Regions from separate parts of the Homo sapiens genome. Here region 1 is linked to region 2. Evidence: read pairs that join two places in POLR2A ChIA-PET (ENCODE). Cell type or tissue: A673. All regions are shown on one strand. Links, peaks and the distances in the headings refer to the core of each region. The heading gives the core; the rest is flanking DNA.

Region 1 (11,228 bases), core at 1,565-9,564, 200 kb before region 2:
CTCACTTATATGGGGAATCTGAAAAAGTTCATCTCATGTAAGTGGAGGATAGAATTGTGGTTACCAAAGCCTGGAATGCCTAGGGAGAAGGGGGAGTTGGGGAGACATTGGTCAATGAGTAAACAGTTATAGTTAGATAGGAATTAGTTCTAGTGTTCTATTACACAGTAGGGTCACTATAGTTAACCATAATGTATAGTTTCAACTAGCTAGAAGAGAGGATTCTGAATGTTCTCACCACAGAGAAATGATAGATATTTAAGGTGATGGATTTGCTAATTACCCTGATTTAACTATTAGCCAATATGTACATATATTAAAACAGCACAATATACCTCATAAATATGTACAATTATTGTGTCAATTAAAAATAAAATAAAACTACACAAATAAAAATAAAATAATATACACCATAGTCAATCATCTTCTCCTTTTAAGATTTTTTATTCAAGTTTGAAAAAGCCTTTCCTAGCCTTAAATTTAAATATGGCATATTATTTTTTCCCTGCAGAGGTCTTTCACATGCTTGTATTTTTTTTGGGGGGGGGGCAGCTATTGTGAAAGGGGTTGAGTTCCTGATTTGCTTCCCAGCTTGATCTGCTGTATAGCAGAACTACTGATTTGTGTACACCAATTTTGTATCCTGAAACTTTGTTGAATTCATTTACCAGTTCTAAGAGCCTTTTGGATGAGTCTTTAGGGTTTTTTAGGTATACATTTATCATATCATTAGCAAGCAATTTGGATGCCCTTTTTTATCTTTCTCTTGTCTGATTGCTCTGGTAAGCACTTCCTTTCTATGCAGAATTGAAGTGGTTAAAGTGAATGCGTATCCTTGTCTTGTTCCAGTTCTCAGAGGGAATGCTTTCAACTTTTTTCTGTTCAGTACAATGTTGGCTGTGGGTTTGTCATAGATGGCTTTTATTACCTTCAAGTATGTCCTTTCTATGCCAATTTTGCTGAGGATTTTAATCATAGAGGAATGCTACATTATGTCAAATGCTTTTTCCGCTTCTATTGAGACGATCATGTGATTTTGTTTTTAATTATGATGTATCACATTTATTGACTTAAGTATGTTAAACCATCCCTGCATCCTGGGTATGAAACCCACTTGATCATGGTGGATTATCTTTTTGATATGCTGTTGGATCCAGTTAGCTAGTATTTTGTTGAGGATTTTTGCATCTGTGTTCATCAGGGATATCAGTCTGTAGTGTTTTTGTTTGTTTGTTTGTTTGTTCAATATGTCCTTTGCTGGTTTTGGTATTAGGGTGATACTGGCTTCATAGAATGAATTAGGGAGGATTTCTTTCTCAATAGGATTGGTACCAATTCTTCTTTGAATGTCTGATAGAATTCAGCTGTGAATCTGTCTGGTCCTGGGCTTTTTTTTTTTTTTTTTTGTGGGCAATTTTTTATTACTATTTCAATCTTGCTGCTTGTTATTGGTGTATTCAAAATTTCTATTTCTTCCTGGTTTAATGTAGGAGGGTTGTATACTTCCAGAAATTAATCCATCTCCTCTAGGTTTTCTAGTTTATGTGCATAAAAGTGTGCATATTATTCTTGAATAATCTTTTATATTTCTGTGGTATTAGTTGTAATATCTCCCATTTCGTTTCTAATTGAGCTTATTTGGATGTTCTCTCTTCTTTTCTTGGTTAATCTCACTAATGGTCTATAAAGTTTAACTTTTCAAAGAACCAGGTTTTTATCATTTTTATTTTTGTTGTTTCAATTTTATTTAGTTCTGCTTTGATCTTCATTATTTCTTTTCTTCTGCCAGGTTTGGGTTTAGATCGTTCTTGTTTCTCCAGTTCCGTGAACTGTGACCTTACATTGTGTATTCATGCTTTTTAGATTTTTTGATGTAAGCATTTAAGGGTACGAACTTTCTCAAGTACTGTCTTTGCTGTAGAATTTTTAAATTTCCATCTTGATTTTATTGTTGACCCAATGATCATTCAGGAGCAAGTTATTTAATTTCCATGTATGTGCATGGTTTTGAGTGTCCCTTTTGGTATTGATTTCTAGTTTTATCAACTGTGATCTGAGAGAGTAATTGATATAATTTTGATTTTCTTAAATTTACTGCAATTTGTTTTGTGGCATAATGTATGTTCTATCTTGGAGAATGTTCCATGTGCTGATGAATGGAATGTATATTCTGCAGTTGTTGGGTAAAATGTTCTGTAAATATGTGTTAAGCCCATTTGTTCTAGGGAATAGTTTAAGTCCATTGTTTCTTGGTTGACTTTCTGTCTTGATGACCTGGCTAGTGTTGTCAGTGGAGTATTACAGTCCCCCAATATTATTGTGTGGCCATCTAATTTGTTACATCTGTTAGTAATTGTTTTATACATTTGGGAGCTCCAGTGTTTGGTGCATATATATTTAGAATTGTGATGTTTCCCCACTGGAAAATATCCTTTTATCATTATATAATGTCCCTCTTGGAAAACCATAAAACACTGTTGAAAGAAATCATACACAACACAAACAAATGGAAACTCTTCCCATGCTCATAGATGAGTAGAATCAATATTGTGAAAATGACTATACTGCCTAAGAAGTCTACAAATTCAATGCAATTCCCATCAAAATACCACCATCATTCTTCACATAACTAGAATAAACAATCCTAAAATTCATATGGAACCAAAATGAGCCCCCATAGCCAAAGCAAGTCTAAGCAAAAAGAACAAATATGGAGGCATTACATTACCCAACTTCATACTATAAGGCTATCATCACCAAAAACAGCATGGTACTAGTATAAAAAATAGGCATATAGACCAATGAAACAGAATATAAAACCCAGAGATAAAGCCAAATACTTAAAGCCAACTGATCTTTGACAACCAAACAAAAGCATAAAACGGGGAAAGGACACCCTATTCAATAATTGGTGCTGGGATAATTGGCAAGCCACATGTAGAAGAATGAAACTGGATCCTCATCTCTGACCTTATACAAAAATCAACTCAAGATGTATTAAAGATTTAAATCTAAGACCTGAAACCATAAAGATTCTAGATGATAGCATTGGAAAAACCCTTCTCGACAATGGCTTAAACAAAGATTTTATGACCAAAAACCCAAAGCAGATGCCACAAAAACAAAGATAAATAGATGGGCCTTAATTAAACTAAAAAGCTTCTGCACAGCAAAAGAAACAATCAACAGAGTAAAAAGACAACCCACAGAGTGGGAGATAATCTTTGCAATGTATACATCTGACAAATGACTAATATCTAGAATCTATAAAGAACTCAAACAAATCACCAAGAAAAAAAAAGCAATCCTATCAAAAATTGGGCTAAGGACATGAATAGACACTTCTCAAAAGAAGATATATAAATGGTTAAAAGGCACATGGAAAAATGTCTAAGATCACTAATGATCAGGGAAATGCAAATCAAAACCACAATAGATACGACTTTACTCCTGTAAGAATGACCATAATAAAAAAAAATAGATGTTGGTGTGGATGTGGTGAAAAGGGAAGACTCTTACACTGTTGGTGGGAATATAAAGTAGTACAACCACTATGGAAAACAGTGTGGAGATTCCTTAAATAACTATAAGTAGATCTACCATTTGATCCAGCAATCCTGCTACTGGATAGCTACCCAGAGGAAAAGAAGTCATTACACAAAAAAAGATACTTGCACGCCCATGTTTATAGCAGCACAATTTGCAATTGTAAAAATATGGAATCAGCCCAAATGCCCATTAATCAATCAGTAATGAAAATGTTATCTATATCTATCTATCTATCTATCTATCTATCTATCTATCTATCTATCTATCTATCAATCTATCATCTATCCATCCACCCACCCACCATGGAATACTACTCAGCCATAAAATGGAAGGAAATAACAGCATTCACAGCAACTTGGATGGAACTGGAGACCATTATTCTAAGTGAAGTAAGTCAGGAATGGAACACCAAACATCATATGTTCTCTCTTACAAGTGGGAGCTAAGCTATAAGGATGTGAATGCATAAGAATGATACATTGGACTTTGGGGACTCAGGGGAAAATGTAGGGGGTGGGGAGGGATAAAAGACTACACGTTGGATACAGTGTACAGTGCCCTGGTTACTGGTGCACCAAAATATCAGAAATCAGCAATAAAGAACTTAAGCAAACACCACCTATTCCCCAAAAACCGATTGAAATAAAAAACTTAAATGATAAATAAATATGGCCTACTAGTTTTTGAAAGATCTTATATGCCAATTTGTCACATTATTGTGTAGAGTAAAAAAGGGATTTGTTACAGTCTTATTTCAGCAAAATTCCAAGTGCTCCTAAGTGAGATGATAATCAAAAGAAAATATTCATTAGGAAAGAAGTATCTCATACATTAAATTTTAAACATATGTGTAGCTAAACTTTTCTTTGAAACTCAAATATGTATATTTCTGAGACAGCAATCTCAAAAGAGTATGAACAAACATTTGTCTCTTTGAGATACCATACAGCAGGGAGTGTAGAAGACCACATAAGACAAAGATTACATTCTCACATTTTGATTTTTTTTTTGACCGGATTTGACCTTTCCCTTTCACAATATTGGACTCAATAACCTTGCTCCTCTCTCTGTCCATGAACTGTTGGCTTCAACAATTCTTGCGCTATGGAATCCTGCCAGCACTGCAGGAGGGCTGGAGTACAGAGGCAAGGTTCCAATGTCTAAATTAGGGCCAGTTACTTCCAGAAGAAAATTCACAGCTCTTGCTGGGGGTTGCTTGCAGGGAATTTTTCCAGAGAAAGTGTGTTTGTAAAAGTATGGAAGTGGTCTGTGAAGTATATAGACGCAGTCTCAGGGAGAAAAGAGGGGTGGGAGATATTACTTGAATTGATCATCTTGGACCTAAGAAGGATCTCAGGCCTGAGGGATCAGAAATAAACACAGTTGTTCACAAACTTGGAGCAGCTCTCTAGCACCTTTTTATTTTCAGAAAAATACAATTTTTAACAAAGATTCTCCCTGAGCTTTCAGTTTCAAAAATATTTTCCCCTGGAGATAGGAATAAGAGAAGTCAATTGTCTCTGTATGTTGCCCTGCTTGTTTCCTTCCTTCCTTCCTTCCTTCCTTCCTTCCTTCCTTCCTTCCTTCCCTTCCTTTCTTCTTTCCTGTCTCTGTAGCTGTCACAAATTCTTACATGTTAACTCTTCCCTACATCCAAAATTAAGAGGAAAATAATTATTAAATAAAAATAATTTCTTCTTAACAATAATCCACTTTTCTGGGTTCACCTAAATTCACCTTTCAGTTTCTAGGGCTGAATGTTTACCAGGTGTTGTTACTTCTTAGCTGTGTGTTTTTGCAGATGTGTACACTGCAGTTTTTTTCTGTCACTGGACCTTGATAAAAGAGGACTCCAGAGGCCTAGGGGCTTACCTTTTAGAGTTGATTATGGGTTCCACCATTATACTTTTACTTAGCCTTTCAAACCACATCGACAGTCTTAGATAATTAAGTAACTTTCCTTTGTAAACCTGGGCTTTTAAGCATTAACCTCCACTAATATTAGATTAGGAAAGGGTAAATAAAACACTTTTATTTATTTTTCAATATACACTACAATTTGTCTCACACAATTGTCTTTCAAATTAATTTTCCCAATATTTTGGAGAACCATATTTTTAACCTGACATGTTCTTGGCCTAGTCAGAGAAGAGATAAGTTTATTGCTTACATAACCATGTGAATCAGACATGGAAAATACATATTAAATTATTTAATTCATTCTTCTGCCAATATTATATTATTCCCTAAAGTCCATTCCTCTATTTTTTAGACTTGTTATGTAATTTACTAACCCGGTTTAACTAACATTTCTTATTTTCCTTATTCATTAATTGATACAGATACATTTTTCCAGTCAATGTAATTTTCATTAATATTTGCTGACTAGATAAAAGAAAACATTAATATTGCCTTTTATTTTTATAGTAATTCTCTGTATATACACATAATTTTTTAAAATTTGTGCCATCAATGACATATTGTTGTACCTATTATATAACTGAGAAAATTAGGGTACAAAGAAATTGTGGAACTTCTTCAAAATGATATAGTGAGTGACTTATCCAATGTGGACTAAATTCTATAATTTTAAAATTCAAAATGACAACGGTCTTACAGAACAATGAAAATAAAAAAAAGTTGAAAAACTTATTAAACCCAACTGTGGATAAGCAATCCATGCACTGTAGTAATAACATACATTATTTTATTCAATACTTAAAACTGTCCTGTTAGATAATATTATAATTTCCACTTTGAGGATGACTCTAGTTCTGGAAGTTCATGTAACTTTTTGAAGGTTGAAATTCTAGTATTGAAGAGCTTCAGGCAGCCAGACAGAACACTATATTAAACTGAAAATGAATCTTATTTTTCTATGTTCCATATTATTTTGCAACAATATCTTTAAGTTTATTTTTTCTTATATTATGCTAAAGTTTGTACGTTGAAGAAAGAGTCTAAGAAGTGACAATGTATAAACATTTCAAGATTCTGGATATGTGCTGTCAATTTTTTTCAAATAAATTCAATCAATTTATACTATCTTTAATATTTAGATTTTTCTCATAACATTATCAAATATTATTAACATGTAAAGTTATATAATTGTTACATAAAATGTATTTATTCATATTTTTAATTGCATACTTTAGAGTACTGGTAAGTTTCAATTTTTGAATAGCTATTCATTATTTTTTTGCTTTTCAGGAAAAATCATCTTTTCATTCCTGTGCTTGTGGAACATCTCAAATACTGGGGGTTTCTTATTTATTTGCCAGAGCTGTACACCTATTAAAAACATTAGCACTTGCTCTATCATATTTTAATAAATACTTTTCTCAGTTTTTCACTTTTCTTTTTAATTTGTAAGAGTTTCAAAATTGTGTGTCAACATATATTGATATTTTTCTTTCTCATATGCTTGATAAGATTGCAGAATCTTCCACCATCTAGATTTGATTAATAGTCACACTTATTTTTGCTTGTCTATGCTGTTGTTTTTGTCAGCTTAATATTCTACTTATTATTGGAAGCCGTGAAGAATCTGAATTATTCTTGCAATTAATCAATACATTAAACATCATCATTAATAATTAAATTTGGATACATTTATGCATATTATTTTTTCATCATGTTTATGTAATAGAACTGGATAGTTTCCTGGCAATGTATTAACTAGAATTAAATCATCTTCGTATTTTTTCTTGTTGGCATAATGATAAAATTGTAGTATTTCATTATTGCCTGTTTTTTACTAGACTATTGGTTCCATAATCAGTGATTGTGTATTTGCTGTTTTCTGATATTGTCTATGGTACTTGAACCATAGTGGTACTCAAGATAAATATGTGTACAAATATGTGTATGTTTGTGTGTGTGTGTGTGTATACATACATATACATTTATAAACATATAGGTATATATCTGTTAGACATCTATATGTATGTACACATATATGTATTCATATATATGTGTATATATACACACTTTTACTGTTCAGACTGGTCAATAAAAAGAGCTAATACTGTAAAAATGCATAAAGTATTTTTAAAGGATTTCTATGCAATGTCATTCTGGTATTTATGGGTTATTTAAAAAAGAGAATAGTATGAACACATGCTTAAAGGGCTTTGCCATGCATCCTCTCACTCCATCCCTGAAAGTGACAAATTGGTCTATTCTGCTTTCCTACCTGTCCTGCAACTTGCTAATTCTTGCCTTCTCCAATAAGCTTATCTATATTGGCAGAAACTGAAGAATAACCTTAAAACTGGCACTTGTTTTCTGTATGTCAGAGACAGATGAAGATAATATTTCCTTTACATACAGCTACCAACTATCAGACTCTCTTTTGCATTTTTATGCTTACCCTTCATTCTTTTTAGAATCCATTTCAGATTCTGTTGTTAACAGCATGATTATTTTAATTTCTGAGATTCTCTGTGGAACCATTTTAAAAGAATCTGCAACCTTCTCATTCTCTCAACTCAATGATAGCTTCTGAAGTCTTTGTATTCACGTGAAATCATTCTGAAAAATGCCCATGTGTTTGAAACAATGTTCATTGATTTAGATTTTATTTATATCATGTTCACTTAACAAAAGGATTTCAGAATTCTTATCATTGTTGCTACCTGCTGATCACATCAGGAAAGAGCTGTGTAAGGAGCTTTCTCAGTTTTATTTTATTATTATACTTTAAGTTCTGGGATACATGTGCAGAACATGCAGGTTTGTTACATAGGTATACATGTGCCATAGTGGTTTACTGCATCCATCAATCCATCATCTAGGTTTTAAGCACCACATGAATTAGGTATTTATCCAAATGTTCTCCCTCCCCTTGCTCCCCACTACCTGACAGGCCCTGGTGTGTGATGTTCTCCTCCCTGTGTCCACGTGTTCTCATTGCTCAACTCCCACTTATGAGTGAGAACATGCAGTGTTTGATTTTCTGTTCCTGTATTACTTTGCTGAGAATGATGGTTTCCAACTTCACCCATGTCTCTGCACAGGACATGAACTCATTCTTTTTTATGGCTGCATAGTATTTCATGGTGTATATGTGCCACATTTTCTTTATCCAGTCTAACATTGATGGGCATTTGGGTTGATTCCAAGTCTTTTCTATAGGGTATAGTGCTGCAATAAACATGTGTGTGCATGTGTCTTTATAGTAGCATGATTTATAATCCCTTGGGTATATACCCAGTAAAGGGATTGCTGAGTCAAATGGTATTTCTGTTTCTAGATCCTTGAGGAATTGCCACACTGTCTTCCACAATGGTTGAACTAATTTACACTCCCACCAACAATGTAAAAGCTTTCCTATTTCTCCACATCCTTGCCAGCATCTGTTGTTTCCAGACTTTAATGATCACCATCCTAACTGGTGTGAGATGGTATCTCATTGTGGTTTTGATTTGCATTTCTCTAACGACCAGTTATGACGAGCTTTTTTTCATGTTTGTTGGTCACATAAATGTCTAAGAAATGTCTGTTCATATCCTTCACTCACTTTTTGATGGGGCTGTTATTTTCTTGTAAATTTGTTCAAGTTCCTTGTAGATTCTGGATATTAGACCTTTGTCAGATGAATAGACTGCAAAATTTTTCTCCCGTTCTGTAGGTTGCCTGTTCACTCTGATGATAGTTTCTTTTGCTGTGCAGAAGCTCTTTAGTTTAATTAGATCCCATTTGTCAATTTTGGCTTCTGTTGCAATTGCTTTTGGTGTTTTAGACATGAAGTCTTTGCCCATGCCTATGTTCTGAATGGTATTGCCTGGGTTTTCTTCTAGAGTTTTTATGGTTTTAGTTCTTACGTTTAAGTCTGCAATCCATCTTGAGTGAAATTTTGTATAAGGTGTAAGGAAGAGGTCCAGTTTCAGTTTTCTGCATATGGCTAGCCAGTTTTCCCAGCACCATTTATTAAATAGGGAATCCTTTCCCCATTGTGTGTTTTTGTGAGGTTTATTGAAGATCAGATGGTTGTAGATGAGTGGTGTTATTTTTGAGGCCTCTGTTTTGTTCCATTGGTCAAACATCTGTTTTGGTACCAGTACTATGTTGTTTTGGTTACTGTAGCCTTGAAGTATAGTTTGAAGTCAGGTAGTGTGATGCCTCGAGCTTTGTTCTTTCTGCTTAGGATTGTCTTGGCTATATGGGTTCCTTTTTGGTTCCATATGAAATTTAAAGTCTTTTTTTTTCTAGTTCTGTGAAGAAAGTCAATGGTAGTGTGTCCGAAATTTATTCCTTCCAGTGGGTTCTTGGTCTCGCTGACTTCAAGAATGAAGTCGCGGACCCTTGCGGTGAATGTTACAGTTCTTAAAGATGGTGTGTCCGGAGTTTGTTCCTTCAGATGTTCAGATGTGTCTGGAGTTTCTTCCTTCTGGTGGGTTCGTGGTCTCGCTGACTTCAGGAGTGAAGCTGCAGACCTTCGCAGTGAGTGTTACAGCTCTTAAGAGTGGTGCGTCTGGAGTTGTTTGTTCCTCCCAGTGGGTTCGTGGTCTTGCTGATTTCAGAAGTGAAGCCGCAGACCTTTGCAGTGAGTGTTACAGCTCTTAAAGGTGGTGCGGTCCCAAAAAGTGAGCAGCAGCAAGATTTATTGTGAAGAGCAAAGAAAAAAGTTTCCACAGCATGGAAGGGGACCTGAGAGAGTTGCCTCTGCTTGCTCAGGTGGCCAGCTTTTATTCTTTTATTTGGCCCCATTCACGTCCTGCTGATTGGTCCATTTTACAGAGTGCTGATTGGTCCATTTTTACATAGTGCTGATTGGTGTGTTTACAATCCTCTAGCTAGAATCTATAAATCACCTTTGGCAGTATTGCCATTTTCATGATATTGATTATTTCTATCCATGATCATGGAAAGTTTTTCTATTTGTTTGTGTCCTCTCTTATTTCCTTGAGCAGTGGTTTGTAGTTCTCCTTGAGGAGGTCTTTCACATCCCTTGTAAGTTGTGTTCCTAGATATTTTATTTTCTTTGTAGCAATTGTGAATGGGAGTTTGACCTGATAGCCTTTCCAGTGATCAGAAACTGATTCATTATGTTCCCTAGTAGACTAAGAGGAGGGCAGAGATCCAGCTGATAAGAAGACCAAAAAAGAAATTTACCCTCTCTCACATGCTTCCTTTCCTACTTTATTGAAATGAATACACCTACCCACAGTTCCATAAGAATTGAAAATGAATTTTCCGTGCCTAATCACTTATTAAAAATAATTAACTAGTGATTTTTTAAAAAAATTGACAAAAAATCATATATTTTTATGTTAGCTCATGATTTGTGATACATGGCAAGCTAATGCAATATGCACATAAGCATTACCCCACATATCTTTTTTGTGATGAGAACATTTAAAATATACTCTCAGGAAATTTCAAGTACACAATATATTGTTATTAACTATAATTACTATGCTGAACAATAGATCTCCTAAACTTATTTTTCCTAACTAATTTTATATTTGATTATCAATATCTTCCCAATCTCCCAATGAGTTCTTTTTAATTACACATTTTTGTGGATACAGAGAGAAGAAGTTGAATAAGAGTGTGAAATGTTGGGCTGAGCACAGTGGCTGAAGCCTGTAATTCCAGCACTTAGGAAGGCTGAAGCAGAAGGATTGCTAGAGGCCACAAGCCTGAGACCAGCCTGGGTAATGAAGGGAAACCCT
Region 2 (11,228 bases), core at 1,997-9,996:
CCTTCTACCGTGATTGTAAGTTTCCTGAGGCCTCCCCAGCCATGCAGAACTGTGAGTCAATTAAGCTTTTTTTCTACATAAATTACCTTCATAAACATAAAAGTAGTTCTTTATAACAATGTGAAAATGGACTAAGAAAAAACTATGCTTCATCCATGTCCCTACATCCATGTAGGATGAAGCATAGTTTTTTCTTAGTCCATAAATGACGAGTTAATGGTTGCAGCACACCAACATGGCACATGTATACATATGTAACAAACCTGCATGTTGTGCACATGTACCCTAGAACTTAAAGTATAATAAAAAATAAATTAATTTAAAAAAAGAAAAAACTATGCTTTGTTTGACAGACTTAAAATTGAAAAAAATCAGAGCAAATATATTTAACATGGCTGGGTGTGGTGGCTCATGCCTATAATCCTGACAATTTGGAAGACTGAGGCAAGAGGATCATTTGAGGCCAGAAGTTCAAGACCAGCCTGGGCAATTTAGCAAGACCCCATCTTTACAAAAAAGTAAAAAAAAAAAAAAATAGCCAGGTGTGGTGGCATGAGCCTGTAGTCCCAGCTACTCTGGAGGCTGAGGTGGGAGGATTGCTTGAGCCCAGGAGGTTGAGGCTACAGTGAGCCATGAAGGCACCACTGCACTCCAGCACCCTGAGGGACAGAGTGAGACCCTTACTCAAATATATATTTACCAAAAATCTGAAGGAAACTACTCTGTATATTAAATTGTTTTTGCTTGGAAATAAACATACACAATAGGAAAACTTTTCAATGATTTCTTTTAAAGATCTTGACACAAGTCAAATCATGGGTCATTTATATAACACTTTGGATGGTCTTTTCAATAGATACGAAGGTTTTAGGGTTGAAATATACTTGGCTGCCACACTCATGCATTACTCTCTTCTTTTTATATTGATGAGTTTATTTTAATAAAACCTACTATTTCTTAAGAAATGTTACCATTTGGTAAGATCTGGAGTTCTTTTTTTTTTTTTTTTTTGAGATGGAGTCTCTCTGTCTCCCAGGCTGGAGTGCAGTGGAGCAATCTCGGCTCACTGCAAGCTCCACCTCCCGGGTTCACGCCATTCTCCTGCCTCAGCCTCCCGAGTAGCTGGAACTACAGGCGTCCACCACCACGCCCGGCTAATTTTTTGTATTTTTAGTAGAGATGGGGTTTCACCATGTTAGTCAGGATGGTCTGTATCTCCTGACCTTGTGATCCGCCCGCCTCGGCCTCCCAAAGTGCTGGGACTACAGGTGTGAGCCACTGGCAGTGCCCGGCCTGGAGTTCTTAATACTACATTTTTAAACACTTTTCAATACTTTCTAGGCTTCCCTAGTCTCATTCTTATCCTAGTCTCTGAGATATCTCAACTTCCTACACACCTTCAACTATCAAAGTCTAATGATTAACTCACAAAGTCCTATTTTCTGCTCAGCTGTCTCTCCCATGTTCTAGCTTGCCACTTTTTAGTGGAAATCTATACATCAATGTCTTCCAGATGCATCAAATGTGACTTCCAAACTGAAACTTTTCTTATTCCTTCTTCTCTTAATTCCTAATTTTAGTGAGTGGTATCATATTTCTCCCCTAAGACAGGAATCTGAGGGCTATTTTTGACTTTTCCCGCTACCTCACCCCTCTGTACCTAATTGATAACAGAGTCCTGTTGACTGTGCCTTCTTGTCCATCATTATTAAAATTTTCTCTTTCTCAGATCCCCTGCCTACCATTTTGGCTCTTTCTAATCCATTCATTGTATGTTGCTAGCATGATCTCGAAATTAAAATATGGTCATGCCACTTTTCTGTTTCAGATGCCTTAGGGTGCCAAGATTGCAAGTGGACTCACAGGATTTATGAGACTTTCAGCACCTGACTAGTAGCTTCCTCCTCAAACTGCTTTCTAGGCAATTTTCTTACTCCTGCCAAGCTACAGTCATTGGGATTCATTTCAGCTCCACAGCTATGCCAGGCTCTGTCTCACTGCTTTACTTCCAACAGGCAGTGCTTAGAATATGTGTATATTTAGAATATTGTTTGCCTTCTCCTCTCCCTTCTCCCCATTCACTGACCTAACTTGAAATCAAACATGTCTTAGTCTGTAGGTCAATCCCCTTAAAAGACTTCTCATGATTCCCTCTTAACATCTCCTCTAGCTTGGAGTAGGAGTCCCTTCAACATGCTTCCATTGCACACTGTATTTTTTTCTCATATTATCCATCACATTTTACTGAAATTTCTTATTTAGCCACTTACAAAGTTAATAGTTATTTTATTATATATCTCTACCATTAGATTACCATCACCATTTGAGACTTTGTTGATCTTTTCTTAAATTGTGTCTCCTTTGCCGAGGGCAGTGACCAGGTATAGGTGCTCATGTTAATATTTATTGAATAAATTAATGGCTGAGTGTTGGTAAGCTCAGTTAATTCTGAACAAACAATATATTCAGGCATCATTGGCTAAATAATATGCCCACGGTAAATATATTAACCGCCTCTTTATTAAGCAACCTCAAATACTAAACACATTCATTAGAAACTGAAAGTTTCAATTTACAGAACAACTGGAATGTACTAAATAATAAAGCCTCAAAATATATAGAGCAAAAATGTCTAAATTCCAGAGAAAAATTTGCAAAGATACACTGCAGTGGGAAATTTTAACACACATCTCACAATTATTGATAGTTCAAACAATTAAAATTAGCAAAGTTTTCAAAATATTTAAAATGTGTATATAAAATGTTTGATTTATTGGAGGTTGTATTTCTATAAAATATCACTTCGTAAAACTGATTTAAGAAGAAATCATAACATAGCACCTAGAAATAAAAAACAGCAAAACCTTCATAAATATAAAAATATAAAACTTTATTTAATACATTATAGTAATGTCTTCATATCTAACAAGATTTCATACCATAAAGATGTCATTCTCTCCAAACTGATGAATAAATGTAATTTAAATGAGATTATTTGATGACTGATGATAATACAAGTACTCCTGAAAAAGAAAAATAGGAATAAGTCATAGAGCTAATTAAGTCCATGACCTATTGGCACAGGAATAGAGAAGTACCAATGGAATGGAATAGAGATATCAGAAACAGTTTTACGTTTGACACATAAGGAAGATGGCTTCGAAGATCACTTGGGAGTGGATCAATCAGGAAACAAATGGTGCCAGGCCAATTGCATATCCATTAAAAAATAATTGCAGTGGGCTTCCTAACTCACACCATACATCAAAATTGCTTCTTCATAGATTCAAAGCTTTAATGTTATGTTAAAATGGTAAATAAAAAAGAAGGGAGTCAATGAAATGAACTAGCACTTTATAGAAGGGGAAATAACTACCCATATGCGTATAAAAAGTATTAAACTTCATTAGAAACCACTGAAATTGTAAAACATCCATATTATAATATTATTTAGTACACACTTAATTTTTGCAAAATTTAAGGCATCTGATAGTTTCAAACATTGAGTGGTGACTTTTACGCAATGTTTATGACAGTGAAATTTGTTATCATATTGGATACAACTTATCACTCTCTTAAAATTGTGGATCTTCTCATTATCTGTAGAAATTTTACTGGGCATATATGCCAGAAATTCTGGAAGATGCATTAAGAAACCTACCCAAGAATGTTCATTGCAATATTGTTCACAATAGCAAAATCTGAAAATACCTCAAAGTTCCCTCAACAGGAGATGGATAAATATGCATCTTTTTAAAGAATAAAATATTACAAAACAGTGAAAGTAGGTATATATGCCTATAGTAAAATTTCTAAAGAAAGAGAATGAAGATAAGAAGAATCAAGAGAAATAAAGGAAATTAAAAAAAAGTTTAAATAGTGGTTATCTTTTGAAGGGAGGCAGGGGACAATGGAATAGGGAATGGACATGTAAATTTGATGATTTTGATGATATTCTGTTCTTTGGTTGGATTATAGGCTTTTATTTTGTTGTGAACTTTATAGCACATATATATCTATATACATATACATACTTCATAGTATATATATATATACACACACATATACACACATATATGTATATATTTGTATATATTGCATATTTTATTTTATATTAACTGATATTTTATGCCATGTAAGCAATTTAAAAATCATGCAACATGTGATTTGCTTTCATATTCCCAACTAAGCAGTACCAGCACATAGTAGACTCTTCATACATATTTGATAAACAAAGAATGAACTATTAAACATTTATAGTGGAAAGAGAAAGACTTTACAATACTCCAGAAAAAGGAAGGCAAAATACTGTAGAACAATAAAGCATTTTGATTGAGAACAATGCCCAATTTAGGACATAAAAGAAAGTATATGACTGACAGGCATCTCTTAAACCACTGAGTCCATTTAGCCGGATGTCATTTCACTTCTAGGGAAAGACTGCTGTAGAGCTCCTCATATTCATAATCTTAAAATCTCCTTGTAAGGGCAAAAAGACTAAGGTCAAATAAAAATAAACATCATTAAAATCTAAGATACAGGATTTATTCATAAAGGATGTAAGAGGGAATTCAATTCATAAAACAACATTTTCAGACAAAAGGCCATAAGTTTTGGGATTCTTTATGAATTATCAAATACTCTTTTAAGTTACTAAAGAAAAATGCTAAGCATGCTTTTAGGTAGATCAGAATTCTGTGTACCAAGATATCAATTACCCCATTTTTATTTTAGGTTCACAAAGGGAAGTTAAAATTAATTACTATGTTTTTGTGAATGCTACAACTTGTTGAAGGCTTGTAAATAAATAATGTTCAACTGATAATTCAAACAAAAAGCTTTTATCAAATGGATATATTTCTTTTGGGTGGTTTAGCAAATGTGTGATTTGCTTGAAATTCATGGCCAAGTCACAGAATGAGCAATATTACAGTCTAAAAATATGCTTCTCACAGAAACCATGAAACATGGCTAAGTCTTTCACATCACCACCCAGAAAACCTTTACTACATAGCTTATTGGTTAAGAGCTCTTCTCCAAAGCCAGACTACTTCAGTCCAAATCCTGGTTCTGGAAGAACCAGCTGTATTAATTCGGGTGAGTTAATTAATTCTTCTTTGCCTTAGTTTCCTCATCTGAAAGTGGGAAATAATAATAACACTTAATTCATAAAGTGATTGTGAGAATTGATATCTAATACATGGTAGAAAGTTTTTAAAAATTCTGCAAATATTTTAATGATGCTATTATAAACAGAAATAAGTTGTCAACGAGCGTAAAATATTATCTTCTGAATCTCTGTTAATATTCCCAGATACAATGCTTGGCAAATGGTGGACATTTGGTAAAGAATTATACACTGAACATATTTCTGTATACTGTTCATTATCAATTTTCCAGTGAAAGATGAAAACCTACTAGCACTGATTGTAAAGGACAAAACAACCTTGAGAGAGAGCTGGGACTGGGGATAGGGCAAGAGTGAGTTGAGGTGCATAGCAGAAACGTTGTAGGTATTCTCCCCTTTCTACCATATTGTCATCTCTACACTTCACAGTGATAAAAGCTAAGAGACTATTGGGAAATTCGTTAATGCCTTGATTAATTCAAACAGCATTCATTCAGAAGGTTCTAGACAAGAAACACTGTTCTGTGGTCAGTAAAAAAATGATGTTCCAGTTCTCAACGAGTTGTTGCACAGACAGGTAAATAGGAAATCAGAAATGTATCATTTTTTTCACAATTTTTCTAAAAAATACAACTGATTTTAACCTGCCAAAAGTAGGGAACAGGCTGAATACTTTCTCTTCTATTATCCCATATCTAGGCAGAGAAACAAATTACCTTATCCTAAAATTTATTTGCCCCATGGTGGTGTCTGGTGGTGAGACAAAGGGGAAATCCCATAGAGTTCTGAACAGCTACCTACAGAATACAGAAAAGTTGCTCTCACTACAGGCATTTAGGATTTTTCTGGTATAGAATGTACTTCTTTATCTTTTTCTCTTTTTTAAAATTATGAATTATCATCAATTATTAAGGCCAGAGATACTAGTTCATACTACCTTTCTAGAGCTTTAGCTAATATGCTGTCATAAAGATTACTTAATGTCGGAATCTTGGTGAAAACTGGGTCACATAAACTCACCATTTCTTCCACTTAACACATACTACATAGAATATTTATAAGATTAAAACTACATAGTATCAAAAATGAGCATGTGTATGTATGTCCACATGATATGGTCATTCATGGTATTGACTTAAATAGTATACGCTGCTGGATTATATTTAGTGCAAAGTGAATTTAATAGCTATAATTGCTCATACCATTTCCTGAGGTTAAGCCAGTTTTTTTTTTAAAGATCTGAATACTGCAGATACTGAATTCAATGTTTGTTCACTTTTAATGGAGATTTTATTACACCATCTTTAAAAAGCTATTCCACATGAAAATATCGTTGATACCCTACTCCCTTTCTTCTCTGCAGCTATCAACCCTGAAAAGGGGGATATGAAGCAGCTTCCAGAAAACATATACAAGATTAAAAAGCTGAAAGTTGCCTTTGCTAATTCGCAGTATGCCATGAAATAATTATGCATGTGCTAACTGGCACTTTTCGCTTTTTGTGTGTGCTTCAACACTCAGTTTTCAGTAGATCATTTAGAGCGGATCAGCATTCTTCAGAAACTAAAAACACAACACAAGGCAGGGCAGCACGGCCTGATGCGAAAATAATGCAGCCCACAAAGGTGGTCTTTGTAAGACTTGAGGACATGCTGGTGTCTGTTTCTGAATTGGCAGGCTCAATGCTTCCCCTAGTGTCTGCTCCTGAAATACTAAACTCACCCGTGTTGCAAAGCAGGACTCTAAGACACAAGTAGGCTTTTAAGGCACCAAAATAAGCTCCAGAACAAGAATTCATTTTACAGATTTTGGTGAAATCTCTCCTGTAAAGAAGCTTGATGTTGTGCAGTGGGTTTTGGTGAAAGCCCATTCAGTTTGTTGACTTTTTTATGGGGCTAATAACTCCTAAGTTTCAAAGTGGTAATTAGAATAATGGGGACCTTGACATTTTCTAGAAATTTATTGAGTTCCCTTATTGCACTCTATTGAGTCTTGAGCTGTTTTATTAACAGAGGACAACTACAGCATTTTACACTTAGTTTTAATTTCTTCAGGCCAATTTTAAAAATAAGTTACTTTGAAGTTTTATAAACTATTTTAAAAGTGACTTTATTAGTATCTGAAAATATTTTCTACTTAAACAAAACCTTAAGGATTTACACCTTATCTGGTTACCACACTGCATTCAATTTTCCATCTTTACCGTGTACAGTAGGCACCCTGTGAACTTTAGCATTGGACATTAAGTGATCTAAGCTGTCACGTCCCATTTAAATAAGGGTCTAATTCCAATGGCTAGATAAGCTAATATTCTAGCTCCTTCTTTCTTTTCAAATTCAGTGCTTATGGTGTCATTTTAATTCTTTTTGTCATTTTCAAAATTTCTTTCTCTCAATTTATAATTACCACATTCCTCAGCCATCATGGAATCTGCTGGAACGTTCAGTGTTAGAATGGTGAGGCAGCACCTTATTTTTGAGGCAATTCAAAATATTATAAAGCACTGAATTATTCTGCTGCTACTATGCTACATATTATTATTATTTACAGGGAAGTAAGAATGAATTAAGGTTTTCTATAACTGCACGTTTAATTGAAGTTATTATACATTCCTCCGCCCTGTAATTGCAAAGAAAACTTCAGCATTTTCTGAAGGAATCCCAGTTCTTTTCTATCTTATTCTCTTTATTGTTACATGTAGACTTTTTTTTGTTTATTTTTAGATGTGTGTCTATACTATTACACTTATACTCTGTATTTGCTTTTTAATGTTTCTGTAATAATGATGTGCTCTACCATCTATATATATAACATATATAGATATTGTCTATATAAGTTGACTGTAGGGCACATCATCATATATAATATAGACAATATATTTAATACATCATTATATATGTATGTGTATATATACAGACTATAAAGCACATCCTATATATATGCATACACACATATATTACATATAATACTATGTATAGCACATATAATACCTATATATAGATTTTGCACTGACGCCCTTTCAAGTTATTTTCCCTTTTGTCCCTTACTAGCCCCCTAGGTGGTGAATGACTTACCCAAGTTCATACCACTTTTACATGGCAGGATGGAAACACAGAGTCAGGGTCTCTAACTTTAAAGTCTCTATCCTTTTCTTTTTTATGGATCCATTTCATATTCAATAATAGAGTATTGCTTTTCATGTATGTGTTTTTTCCATCTTTAAGAATTTAGTGCAAACTTCCACTAGAGGCCAGATGATACCACTAACTTTCCAAAATGTCCTTCGCAGTGGCACATTTGCCTATAAAGAACAAATTTTTCTGTTTTAAGCCATGAAGGCACTGACTTGCAAAATTAACTGGAAATAGGTGTACGCCTACCTTGTGAAAGGAATATATTTCAATACAGAATAAGACAACTGGAAATCCCAAAGAGGAGGAAAACCAATGTGAATGTCAGCTAATAACTGAGGGTAGAAAAATTTTAACAGTAACTGAAATTAAATGATTTTCTTACTTAGCTTACTGTTGCTAGGTGTGGTGGATGAGAGAGATGAGAAAATGCCACGTTGTGAACGATTGACAGTTGTTCTTTAATACTAATGTCTTTTACCTTTATCTTTATATGGATAGACTATATTCCTTTTTTTCTGTGGTTTTCTCCTCTTGTTTTCCACAATTAACAATAGAATGGAAATTTTTATATATAAATGAATAAGTTACTTATTATTATTATCATCATTATTTAGATACAGGGTCTTCCTCTGTTACCCAGGCTGGAGTGCAGTGGTGAGATCTTAGCCAACTGCAGCCTTGAACTCCTGAGCTCAAGCGATCTTCTCGTCTCAGCTTCCTGACTAGCTGGGACTACAGGTGCACACCGCCAAACCCAGGTAATTTAAAAAGTATTTTGAAGAGACAGGGATCTCACTCTTTGCCAAGGCTGGTCTGAACCTCCTGGCCTCAAGTGCCTCTAATTCCAATATGTCAACGTTATTTCTATTTTCTAAACTATGTTTCACAGTTACATTTGTGCTTCATTTCTTAAACACATGTGCATTTTATTAGGTATCCTGTTATTTTTATTTACTATTATTTAAGAAAGATGTGTTAATAGCAAGTGGTTACATTTAATTTAATTGCTTTATTGTCATATTGAAACATTTTTTCACATTGTATTTTTTATGTATGCTAAATCGGTAGACTAATAGCTATATCACAAATTCTCAAATTTCTCAGGAATTGGCACCTCACTGTTGCTTTTGCAGGAGGCTGCACTCTGTAACTTATTCCTCCTTTGTTTTGTCTAGTTTGAAGGTGAAATAGATTTTACTCATCTGTGGGAGAAAATAGGTTTCAGGTATTGGCACCATATCGTTTTTGCTTCAAATAAGGCAGTAAATAAGGGAGTAAATAAGGTAGTAAATAAGGGAGTAAAAGGGGGCACTATAAGTAATTAATTCTGGGTGATAGATTTAATCTTTATTTTATAGGGAAAAGTGGGATATAAAGTCACTCTACTTTTAAATAAGTATTATGTTCTTTTATAACCTTTTCTATTAGCTTCTAGAAAGGCACTAGAGACTCTAGTTCACAGATGCCACACTCTCAGCACCATCAAAGAGGAGGTGCTATCCACTTGGTGAAGAGTATGCCAGATTTGGCTTTCAAAGAAGCAGACATCCATGTATACATATGTAACAAACCTGCACGTTGTGGACATGTACCCTAAAACTTAAAGAAAAATAAATGCAAAATACAAATTCCTCTGTAAGACTTTTAAATTATCTTTTAAAAGTAAAAGTTAAAGTAATTATATAATAGGCATTGACTTTCACCCATTCTTTGGTTTGCATAATAGAAATCACAAAGTCTATCACTACTGATCACAGTGTTGAGATCAGAGAGAACCTCATAGGATTATCCACTTATTTGGATAGGGTTGAAACGCAAGCAAATCCTGCAACACCTGACTTTCAAAGAAGATTTGGCTTTTTTTAAATGGTAAGACACTTTCATAAGATGCAGCACATAACACATCAATATTCTGGAGAGGATAGTGCTGGGAATTTTTTACATTATATACCACCATTACAATCGTGCAATATCTATTGCATTTCCTCCCAATTTGCTCCTGTGCTGTGGTGACTCTACATAGGGTGGAACCATCCTATGAATGGTTATTCATAGGATAGAGCCTCGCAATTGAAGCATCTTTTATTCACAGCCATAGTGCATGAATGGGAAAGCAAATTTAAAGTTGTTTCCTGAAAGAGAGTTCTACATTTAAGTGAGGAAAGTGAGTACAAAATGTACCCCAGATTAGAGAGACGGAAAGTGGTTGTTAGTAGGAAACTGAGACAGAAGGGATGGAGATAGAGTTTCTCGAAGTATTGAAAAAACAGAGTGAACACTAGGAAGTTCAGATCAGGTATTCGAAATTGGTTAAAACAAGGTAACAGATTCAGTCGACAACTCATGAGTGTATTCACGTGTGTTTCTAGGACCTGCCTACCTGGGCATGTTGGATCAATTTAAATGGATTGGAGCAAATGTGCAGTGATGGTGCCTAGAGGAATTAGTTAAGCTAGAATTTAGAGATATGGCAGAGGGTTAAAAAATGAATACATGAATGAGAAATCTGTAGATTTTGCTTGTATAATAACAAATGTAAATAGATTCATCGACTTTTAATTCCTGTAAAGTAGAATTCAGATATTACATGAGAGTTCTGCGTCACCAAAGAAATGGTGGTTGCCCTTGTTCAGTCTGATGCAGAAAATTGGAAGCCCCCTCCTTTCAAGCCCTTATTATAACACACAACTACAATATTTTCAGTCTAGTAATTTAGTTTTGAAAAGTGATTTTTGAGAATATTCTTTTTTTTTTTTCCCCCCCCAGCATCTAAGACAGGTAAATCCTACATTTACCTTGTAGGATTTTTTCTTTTTTCTTTCTTTCTTTTTTTTTTAAATTATACTTTAAGTTCTAGGGTACATGTGCTAAGAACATTGGTATCATCAGTTGCTTTTCTCCCATCCGTGAACACTGCCGATTTGCATCTACTGCAACTTAGGCTGCACCTGTGGCTCTAAGATGGT

The links. Peaks named below come from ENCODE experiments on the same cell type or tissue, not always from the same donor. Only the 100,000 strongest peaks of a DNase experiment are listed, where the experiment ranks them.
Region 1: POLR2A ChIA-PET joins it to region 2 with 10 read pairs; 2 of 35 experiments call an interaction of 5 or more read pairs at or near these places.

What each region holds. Positions count from the first base shown.
Region 1 is chr6:80,867,751-80,878,978 of GRCh38, forward strand. No RefSeq gene overlaps it. Among named protein-coding and RNA genes, the nearest start is that of BCKDHB, 770 kb to the left of the region's middle. In A673, for the core only: no CTCF peak of the experiment used is centred there; DNase peaks (open chromatin) are centred at 4,671, 5,021 and 5,391; H3K27ac peaks cover 3,395 bases.
Region 2 is chr6:81,069,378-81,080,605 of GRCh38, forward strand. No RefSeq gene overlaps it. Among named protein-coding and RNA genes, the nearest start is that of TENT5A, 680 kb to the right of the region's middle. In A673, for the core only: a CTCF peak has its summit at 6,815; a DNase peak (open chromatin) is centred at 6,814; H3K27me3 peaks cover 847 bases.